2 separate regions of the Homo sapiens genome follow, and region 1 is linked to region 2. The links are chromatin contacts, found by Hi-C or POLR2A ChIA-PET in ENCODE. All regions are on one chromosome and are shown on one strand. The core of a region is the stretch at or near the end of the contact, and the rest is flanking DNA. Distances in the headings are between cores, read along the strand shown. Region 1 overlaps NRG2 (neuregulin 2). Region 2 overlaps ECSCR (endothelial cell surface expressed chemotaxis and apoptosis regulator).

What was found. A loop is a pair of places that touch in the nucleus more often than their neighbours do. ChIA-PET counts read pairs that join two places held with the same protein, here RNA polymerase II (POLR2A). Pooled maps may share reads with other maps.
Region 1: a pooled map shows a loop between it and region 2 (3-fold over the local background). The contact joins two enhancer-like sites. A Hi-C loop is called at or near these places in 1 of 50 pooled maps. POLR2A ChIA-PET finds 5 or more read pairs at or near these places in 3 of 52 experiments (H1, OCI-LY7 and RWPE1).

What each region holds. Positions count from the first base shown.
Region 1 is chr5:140,037,200-140,042,000 of GRCh38, forward strand. The region is part of intron 1 of NRG2 (neuregulin 2); the gene reads right to left. Among named protein-coding and RNA genes, the nearest start is that of NRG2, 3.7 kb to the right of the region's middle. RefSeq lists an enhancer at 4,003-4,192. Within about 2 kb of position 1,577, at least 6 of the 41 ENCODE cell types and tissues checked have a DNase peak (open chromatin) inside an H3K27ac peak, as active enhancers do.
Region 2 is chr5:139,456,953-139,462,274 of GRCh38, forward strand. ECSCR (endothelial cell surface expressed chemotaxis and apoptosis regulator) reads right to left here. Exons shown (of 10, transcript NM_001077693.4): 2 at 1,187-1,231; 3 at 805-855; 4 at 593-652. Among named protein-coding and RNA genes, the nearest start is that of ECSCR, 3.1 kb to the right of the region's middle. RefSeq lists enhancers at 539-598, 3,973-4,562, 4,563-5,151. Within about 2 kb of position 2,564, at least 15 of the 41 ENCODE cell types and tissues checked have a DNase peak (open chromatin) inside an H3K27ac peak, as active enhancers do.

The DNA of each region.
Region 1 (4,801 bases), core at 327-2,826, 580 kb after region 2:
CATGTGATCTCCCACATGGACTCTACTGTGAGATCACCAAGCGTGTGAAACAATAAGAATTGCTGTATGGGTTGAGATGCAGCCCTAAATCTCAGTGATAAACCTTTGGATCTCTCCTTTGAGCATCCCAGTTAAGACTTATACAATGTATTGTCAGGGAAAACTTAACGGCAAAGTATCTGAAAAATAAGTTGGTATTTTCATTCCTGAGTCCAGAATTATATTTGTGAGGTAAGGTATTGAGGAGAAAAGAGGATCCTTTAATAGATACTTGAGATAGAGGACTCAGAGATCACTGGAACTAGGTAGATAAGATCTTGGGCCAGGTTAAGAAAATATGTATTACCTGGGAAGAATTTACCACAAAATTGGCTTAATGGCAAAATTAACATTCTCCCTCTGTTGAAAGAAAATTTAAGACTACTTTGGGCCGGGCGCGGTGGCTCACGCCTGTAATCCAAGCACTTTGGGGGGCCAAGGCGGGTGGATCACGAGGTCAGGAGTTCGAGGCCAGCCAGGCCAAGATGGTGAAAACCCGTCTCTACTAAAAATACAAAAATTAATCGGGCGCGGTGGCGGGTGCCTGTAATCCCAGCTACTCAGGAGGCTGAGGCAGGAGAATTGCTTGAACCAGGGAGACGGAGGTTGCAGTGAGCTGAGAATGTGCCACTGCACTCTAGCCTGGGCGACAGAGCAAGACTCCATCTCAAAAAAAAAAAAAAAAAAAAGACTGCTTTGAAAAACATTGTGTTTTTAGAGAAACACACACTTCAAGAATAAATTATTCCTGAATATTTTACCACAGAGCCTTAAAGCGGGGTAGCTGAGAACAGGGATTAAGAAGGAAACTTTTCATCATATATTTTTATGTATTTTCTGAATTTTGAGCCATATAAATGTGCTACAGCTCCAAAAATATAAATATAATTTTATAAAGAAAAAACTAATTGATATTAGGAAATAAAATTAAAATGCCCTAGATAAAACAGGATAGTAAAGGGGAAGCACACTTGCTTTGATTAGGGGCCGAGAGGAAGTTAGTCACCTAGATTGTTAATATACCACCATCCCTAGCTCTCAAACTGTTTGTTAATTCAAACCGACGGTTGTTTTATTTTTGTTTAAATTTGGGGGTGGGCAAGTAGTAATCTACCTTCCAAAAGAAAAAAAAATAAGAGGGTCTTTTCCAGCAAGATCTTTATTCTCCAGTGCTCAAATCCCATTAACACTAATCAGCACAATGATTAAGCACATTGTGGTTAAGTACTCTAGTTGATAATGATTCTTTCGGAAGAAAGGTTCCCATAGCGACAGGTAAAGGCTATCATCAAACTCAGCTTTTCAGCACAGGACTTGATGTCACAGGTCAGAGAGTTAAGATTGTTTTAGTTTTAATCTGGAGGCTTTCTTTAACTTCACTTGACTTTATCCATTCAAATGACACTGATGGAGAGTCCTTCTATAAACCAGGCAAAGTACGAAACGCGGCAGGGCAGGAGAACTAGGAGAAAGAAGACCTCAAAGATAAGCTATTGTTCCTACCCCAAGAATGCAGTCTGCCGAGGAAAGCAGCCACTACAAGAAATAATGACATTAGGGTGGTAATTCAATCGTTAAATCTACAACCATGCCTTGTCCTCATCACTAGGACTGGTCAGTTTCTAATCTAGTTTCACTTTCCCATCTTCAAGCTGCAGCACAGCTGGGTTTCCAGCTGGCTGGGGAAGAAAAGATTCTTTAAATAAACAGCATTTAAAAAATATGTAGTCGCTTTTGCTATACTGAATTTTGTGAACCACCTTTCTCTAATATGTGAATCTGGGTGCCACATTAATTTAAAACTATCCTAAAGAATGTAAAAATCCTTAGGAATACACCTTTCCTTGTAGCAACAAAGTACACTATACACTGGAAAACTGCTAATCAGGAAATCCCAAAGAAAGAAATGATCTTCATTTTTTATGCTATTTACTGCATCTATTCAATAAGGAAACTGCTTAAAAACATGAATATAAGAAAACAACAAGATAGGGTGTAATTATACCAAAATATATGCAACCATCTTTTAAAATGCAGGACTATTTGCAGAACATGATGTTTTTATAACATTGTACAGAATTGCTAATCCCTGCAAGGCCTTTCTAACTCTTTTTCCTCGCCTTTCCACAGAAGGCACAGAAAACACCTCCCTCCATACAATGCAATCTTCTAAGAAATGCAAAGATTTTACTCAACTCTATCACCAGATGTACTCTTTCTGGATAAATGATACACATTAGATATGTAAAAATATCACTCTGGCAGGTCTTGCTCTTCCAGAAAGACCCCTGTCTACCTTTCCCCACCTTAGATCACAGACTTCAAGTCAACATTTCATGGTGGAAACGAGCCATTTATGAGGACTGATAAGAAGAGGTCCAGTGTGACCTCCTGCATTGATGCTCCTGAGGCCAATTTTTAAACACAATATTATCCCTCCATATTTTGCCCCCCTCCAAAAAAAAACCCACGGGCTTTCTAGGTGACTTCCCAGAGAACCACACCTCTCAGAACCTACACACACTCAGACCTGAAACTAGCTAAACAAAGCAACAATGCAACCTCAGTTGCTCAATGTAACGGCCATGACGACAGTTTCCAAGTGCCAGTTTCCCTATTTTGCAATGGGCAAATCTGCTCCAAGGAGAAAATGTTCCCAATGACCCTGTGGCCCAGAGGGCTTTCTTTAGAATAGAAAACAGAAAATGAATTTGTTAGTTATTTCCTGCTAAGCACAAGGACAGTGTTGTGGTTAGTTAGGATGATTTTGTTTCCTTATTTAATATAGCATTACCAGTACATGTTTTCTTTAACCACATAGTAGAAAACAAGAAAATGCAGTTTATGCTCTTCTGTTATATTATCACCAATTCCACAAGTCTCACAAATATGTCCTTTAATTTCTAATCCCCTTATATAAGGCTCCCCAAAATGGTACCTATTTATATACTTCCCTTTGAATATCAATTCAAAGCAATTTTTTTTTGCATTCTAAAATGTTTACTGCCATACACATTCCTGATCCTTGATAATTTGTGATATGTGAGGGCCCTTCCTTTACCAGTGATTGCAGTTCTAAATGTATCTTTTTAAGAACTATACTACACATGCTATTTTGATAATATGAGATGATCATAACCTAGAAACAGACCATATTTCTGCCCCTCAAATCTTTCATGATTTCTGCATTCAACTGTTAAGCTACTGAATACCCACTAGAACAAACAATGTGTAATTGATAAGGTGTATTGTGTTGGGGGAAGGAGAAAGTAGGAGGAGGGAGACAAGGGAGCAGAGAAGCCAGTTACTCTATGGGGTTATCTGACAAAGACCATCAAGTCCTCAGCGGCCCAGACTAGGGATTATGTGGAGATGTACACTGTGCAAATGCAGGAGCAACTCACCAACAACCAAACAGAAGCTGTCCTTGGACAAGATTCAATAAATATTTTTACTATCTATTTTCCACTGTACAATACTGTTTCACAGCTCCCCAAGGCATCTCAGAGTATTTTAATACTCCCCAAGTATCAAAATACTTAATAGAATAAAAAATTAGAAATTCTTAGCTGGTCTCTACTTGTCTTTATAAAACATTTCAGAACATAAAACCAATAATAAAAAGCAGTCAACAATATTCCTAAGGATAATGTCAGAGCGATAAACTGCTGTTATCCCCCAAAGTTTTCCCCTCCTTATTAAGACATTGCCAAGATTCTTCTCATTAAAGTGATCACAGTTTAACATAGTTAGTGTCTAGATATACTCCCATCACTAAACTCCTAAAATTTGCCTCCTGAAGGGGGTGGGGGAGGAAAGCTTCCAAAAATCATAGGTATCGATCTAGAAAGATGAAGGCAGCAAAACTTACTATAAGCTGTTACACATATTTTGCTACTCAAACAAAGCCTGTCTACACTACCCAGAATCAGTTGGTAAAACTGGTAAACATACCAACTTCTATGAGAGTACAGGACATCTATCATAATTCAGCGATTACACAGTCCAGCAAGTCATACCGCATGCCAACAAATTCAGCTTTAGTTGGGACAAAACGAAACCTCAATTTGAATAAGCACGAGACAGGCTTACACCAAATACTCCAGTGTGGGACAATTTGATTTGAAATATCTTACTAAGAAGTAAGTACTGGATTCAGGGACAAGAAGAAAAAGCTCTTAGACTGACATTTCTTTGACTTTTGACATGGGAGACTTCCATTCCCAGCTGCAGAGATCTACAGATTTCAGTGTTTTGTTTCTAATCACCTGCATTCCTGTGCAGCATCCAACATCATGAAGATGAGAGATGCAGTCAAATACATCCGGCGAGTAAGACGTTAGAGCTGAACTTAAAGCATTCAGCAGAAGTTACTCTCTTTCATCATCATCACAATCAACAGACCTTGTAATTCCCCCAGAAACAGCTAAAAAAAAAAAAAAAAAAAGGTGTCTGCTTGCTAGTCTTAAGAGAAGGATGTGCTACCTGCTTAGCAAAGACAGGCAATCACGATGAAGAAAAAAACTGGAGCCACATGGAGGACGGAAAACAGTAGCAGAAAAAGTCCAACTCTGCCTGCGCCAGCGGTGTGGATGAGCAGAGCAACGAGCCCAGGAGAGGAAGGAGGGGGCGGGGGCGACCATTCCCTAGGAGAACTTGTAAGCGGAGGCCTTCACAGCCTGGGAGTCTGCCCAGCTGCTCCCGCAGACCCTGCCAGCCTGGGCACGGCAGGCCCGCGGCAGCAGGGCAGGCAAGGCCTCCG
Region 2 (5,322 bases), core at 1,314-3,813:
ACCAGGTCGGGGAGAGCCCATCCACGGTGCCTGCCCTCGGCATCACGGGTTTACTGGCTGCCATGGGGGCCTGCGCGGCCTTCTTTGGAGCTGCCGTGAATGAGGAAGCACACTCGGGCCTGCTCAGGGCCTTGGCCGGCATGTGCACCGGGTGGGCTCTTCAGTCCAAAATCTTCCTCTTCTTTCCTGCTTTCAGTTCTAGAAGGGGCCATTCTCTTGTTCACCTCTGGGCAGTTCCCTCTGCCTGGAATAAGCCCCACTACTCTCCACCCCACCTGGAATAAGCCCCACTACTCTCTACCCCACAGCCTCCACATGCTCAGCTGACCCCTTCTCAGCTCGGCTTCAGAAGCTGCTTCTGGGAGTCATCCCTGGCCCCCGAGTCTGAAGTGACTGACATGTGCCTGGGCTCCCACACTTCTGCTGGTGCCCACCGCAGCCCTTCTCACCCTGCATGTCATCCTCAGTGTGAGGGTCTATTTCCTTGTCTGTTCCCGCTCGCCCCAGTCTATATTCTCTTTTAGAGCAGAAACTGTTGGGGTCCTCACTGGGCCCTCCCTGGATGGCATTTGTAGTCTGAATGACACAGTACCTGGGGTACCAGTGCTGGACAGATGGCTTGGCCTGTTAGCCTCTGAGGAAGGGATGTATCCTGCAAGGACAGAGGCAGATAGGGAGTGGGAGGTGGGGTAGGTTTGGTGACACCACACTCCCTGTCCCACCCAAGAACCCCTGGGCTCCAAGCAGGTCTGAATGAATGGGTGTGGGGCAGGAGCAGGGACCTCAGCAACCACACTCACTCACCTGGGTTGGAAGAAACTGGCTCTGTGGTCAGACTTAGACCGCCAAGGCCTCCTGAAACAGAACATCTGAGGCTGAGGGGTGCACCGCCTCCTACTGTTCCATCTCCCTCTCTTGTTCCCTAGATCTGTGTGTCTTTCTCCCTACCCCATCCCCCACCCCTCATTCCCAACCATTCACCTCTTTTTTCTTTCAAGGTACATTAGACTCAGCTAGGCTGAAAAAAAATCCTTAGATGAGCTCAGCCTTGGTGAGTCCTGAGAGCTCCCGCTCCAGCTGCGGCCCCAGCCCCCTGAGGTTAAGGCTAAATTGGCATAGAGCTCCTCTCACCCTTCCTAAGCTCCTAGGCCTACACGCTGGAGTAGACCCATGTGTTTGGTCTTACCCTGAGAGCTAGAGGTCTGGGTCATTGTGGGCTGGGAGTTGTGGCCTGCAAGAGAAAGCAAAACACATAGCTTGGTAAGTCCCCTGCCCAGCACAGAGCCTAGAAAGGAACCCTTAGAATGCCTTCTGGCCCAGCCTGGGCAACATAGCAAGACCCTGTCTCTAAAAAAAAATTTTGTTTTGTTTTGTTTTTTTTTTTTTTTTAAATTCTCCAGGCACAGTAGTGCACACCTGGAGTCCTAGCTACTCAGGAGGCTGAGGTGGCAGGATTGCTTGAGACCAGAAGGTTGAGGCTGGCTGCAGTGAGCTATGATTGCACCACTACACTCCAGCCTGGGCAACAGGTGGAGACCCTATCTCAACAAAAAAAAAAAAAAAAAAAAAAAAAAAAAAAAAGAAAGAAAAAGAAAAAAGAAAAGAAAACACTGGCCAGGTGCGGTGGTTCACACCTGTAATCCCAGCACTTAGGGAGGCTGAGGTGGGTAGATCACTTGAGGTCAGGAGTTCAAGACTAGCCCGGCCAACATGGTGAAACCCTGCCTCTATTAAAAATACAAAAATTAGCAGGCCTGATGGCACACGCCTGTAATCCCAGCTGCTTGGGAGGCTGAGGCATGAGAATCGCTTGAACCCGGGAGGTAGAGGTTGCAGTGAGCTGAGATCATGCCATTGCACTCCAGCCTGGGAGACAAAGTGAGACTCTGTCTCAAAAAAAAAAAAAAAGAAAAGAAAACAGAAAAAAACGTTTTGGCTTTCTAAGCCTACCATGCTGGAAGGCAGACACACTAGGCAGAGGACTAAAGGATGTGGGCTGTGGCTCACGGTGCTGGCTTCCTCTGAGACTGTGACTCAATAGCAACATCACCACCACCTCATGGCTCAGAGTCCCGAAGTCCTTCCCTGTCTCTTCAATCTGACATGGGCATTTTACCAACCTGATGCAGAGTCAGGAGAAGGTTATTTTAAACTAGTGACATTTCTAAGGACAGAAGATCAATGACCTGCCACACCTAGACAAGGAAGGGCCCAGGACTCCAGGTCTCTAGGCTAATGTTTACCTTAAGCTACTGTCACCCTGGTCCTGCCCCCAGGGAAGGGGCTGAGAGACGGGAAGGTGAGTGAGATGGGGATGGGGATTAGGGCTTGTATCTTGCCTAGAGGTAGGGGCCTGTGCAGAAAGTAAGTTCTGAGGTATATATAGGAGGCAGGGAAGCTCTAGCATGAGCAACCCATTCACTCTCACAGGCAGAGGATACATAGGAAATGGTTGTTATTGACCAAACCCAGAGAGGGGTCAGTCACCAAGAGTCCCCAATCAGAAGCCCTCACTGGCTTTTTTGTATGTACACGTGTGTCTGCGGGGCTCTATGCAAATGTATGTGCATGCTCGTGTGCCCTTGTGTGTGTCCCGCTGTGTATGTGGAACCTGAAAGGTCAGGTTGTATTTGCTCATTTTCCACAATGAAATCATTCTTGAAACCTGTGAACAATGTGAAAGGAAAACAACGTGGGGAAGTGGAGCCGCCCAGCTGGGTTCCCGTCCCTCTGCTTGAGCAGGGACTACAGCCCCTGGCCTGGCTCTGCTGCTCCCTTGGTCTCTCAGCATCAGGGGAGCATTCAGCCCAGGCCTGGGTGGACAGAGGCGGCTGGGTGCCAGGGGCCCACCCCAGCCTGTGGCAACCTGCTGCTCTGCTTATTTTCCTTAAGCCACTGCCTTCCTCCATGGGGCTATCATCTGGATAGTGTAGAATTAATTGCTTCCAAGTGTAAAATTACCAAACCCTGGGCCATGTTTTTCTAGATCACCATTTCTGAGAGCCCCATTCCCTTGTTGGCGAGAGGGGGATGGTCAAGAGGGGAGTCAAAATTTATAGGAAGCCCAGGCTAGAGAAAACCCTTTCTAGCTGGGGAGGACCCTTGGAGAATCCTTTTAACCCAAGGCATGTCCTGAAAACATGTATCAGTTACTAATCCAGCATATGTAATGTATTTTTTGTTTTTTTTTTTTCGTTTTGAGACAGAGTTTCGCTCTTGGTCACCCAGGCTGGAGTGCAGTGGCGCGATCTCAGCTCACTGCAACCTCCGCCTCCCGGGCTCAAGCTATTCTCCTGTCTCAGCCTCCTGAGTAGCTGGGATTACAGGCGCCTGCCACCATGCCCGGCTAATTTTTGTATGTTTAGTAGAGATGGGGTTTCACCATGTTGGCCAGGCTGGTCTCAAACTCCTGACCTCAGGTGATCCATTCGCCTCAGCATCCTAAATGCTGGGATCACAGGCGTGAGCCACCGAGCCTGGCCTAATGTACTATCTAAATGCTGTAAGGTTATAACTTAGTTTTTGGTGGGAAGGTACAGGGAAGGCACAGGGAACTGCCTTCCTGCATTTATCTAGAAAGAAAATTATTCAGTGGCTTGGGAGGAGTTCCAAAGTCACAAGCTTCAAGACCCTGCTCTTTCTTTGCCTCTTGCCCCTCCCACTACCCAAACTTTTTGTCACCAACAAAGATTTCTCTGTGGGTAAGGGAGGGACTTAGGGAGCATCTGTGTCTACAGCCGAGGGTGTCTCTGACCACTGGGCCTGCAGATTCCCAAAGAACTCTAGCCACAGGAATTTTTGATTTCCCAGGTCTCCCCTCTCTAATTCTGTCTGCTTTATCCCCTTCTAGTCTATCTCCACACACACCCCTCCCCATTTTTTCCTCAAAAGCATAGTTTAGAAGTTAAAATCGTGGATTTTAATCGAGCCTGGCAAGCCTGAGTTCAAGTCCTGGCTTTGTCGCTGTCTGACCTAGGCCTCAGTTTTCTTTACTTTGAAGTACAAGTGACCAGCCTGGGCAACATGGTAAAACCTTGTCTCTACAAAAAAATGCAAAAATTAGCTGGGTGTGGTGGTGTGTGCCTGTAGCCCCCAGCTACACAGGAGGCTAAGGCAGGAGGATTGCTTGAGCCCAGGAGGTCAAGGCTGCAGTGAGCCATGATCATGCCACTGCAACTCTGGCCTGCGCAATGGAGCAACCCTGTCTCAAAAATAACTAAGTAAAATGCAAGTGGTATCAGTACCTCGCAAGTTGTTGTGAAGGAAGGAAAATGCATATGAAGCACTTAACGCAGTGCCTGACATGCTCAATGAAGGCCAGACACTTTTGTTTTTGCCCTGTTCTCTCAAATCCTCCAAGTCTCAAGTCTGCCCTGCCTCTGGGTATCCGTAGTCAAGTCCCTTTATGGGCCTGAATGTGCTCAGGATTCCTCAGTCCACCAAGATGAAGGAGCCAGGAAATGCTCTGCACACTTCAGGATGAAGGGTTAGGAAACTCGGGGCGGGTGACAGCAGCTTAGGTACAGCCGACACAGGGCATTTGAGAGTGCTGGCACTTGCCTGGGAGAAAACAGTGGGTAGGGAGGCTGGGAAAAGTCTCGGCCTGTGAAAATGCCACCTCATGAGCTTCACCTGCAGTTTCCACAACAGCCTTGTTCCCCAGCCCCAGACCTGTGACTCTGTCATGGAGGGGGTAGGAGGGGATGGGGACAATCAGAGTCTTGTCCTCCAGCCCATGGACTTTTAGAGAAATGCCTGACATCTCCGGAAGCCAGTGTTCTGGTACTCAGGCCCTCTTACCCACCACCGACGAGGGGCCACCACCCCTCCCCATCTGAGCCCTCTTGTGCACTCTTTCTGCTGCTTTGAGCACAGAGGACTTGTAGAGGGTGAGGTGGGGGCAGAGCAGGAATGGTCAAAGGGAAGTTGCTGCCCTGTGAGTCAGAATGCCCTGGACTCGTCATGATTCCCAGCAACTGCTCCCTGATGAGAGGACCCCTATGAGCGGCTTCACAACTCATTGGCTGGCAGAGCCTGTCAGAGAGGTGCCATTTCCAAGTAGCCTCCTCTGGAGGTCATCTACTCTAGCCCCCTGGATGTGAGAATGTTAAGCACATCCTCCTTGGTGAATAGTTCTTTGTGTCTAACCTGAGTCCCTCTTGCTGTGATTTAACTTTAAAATCTACATTAGGAATTCCTAGGTTGCTACTCCTCATGTGAAAGGAGAGAACAGATCCCCTGTGAAGCCCATGGTGCAGAGGATTTGTGTTAGAACAGTTGAGAGAGTGGCCGTCGTCAGCCCTGCCCCAAGATCAGAGGGTG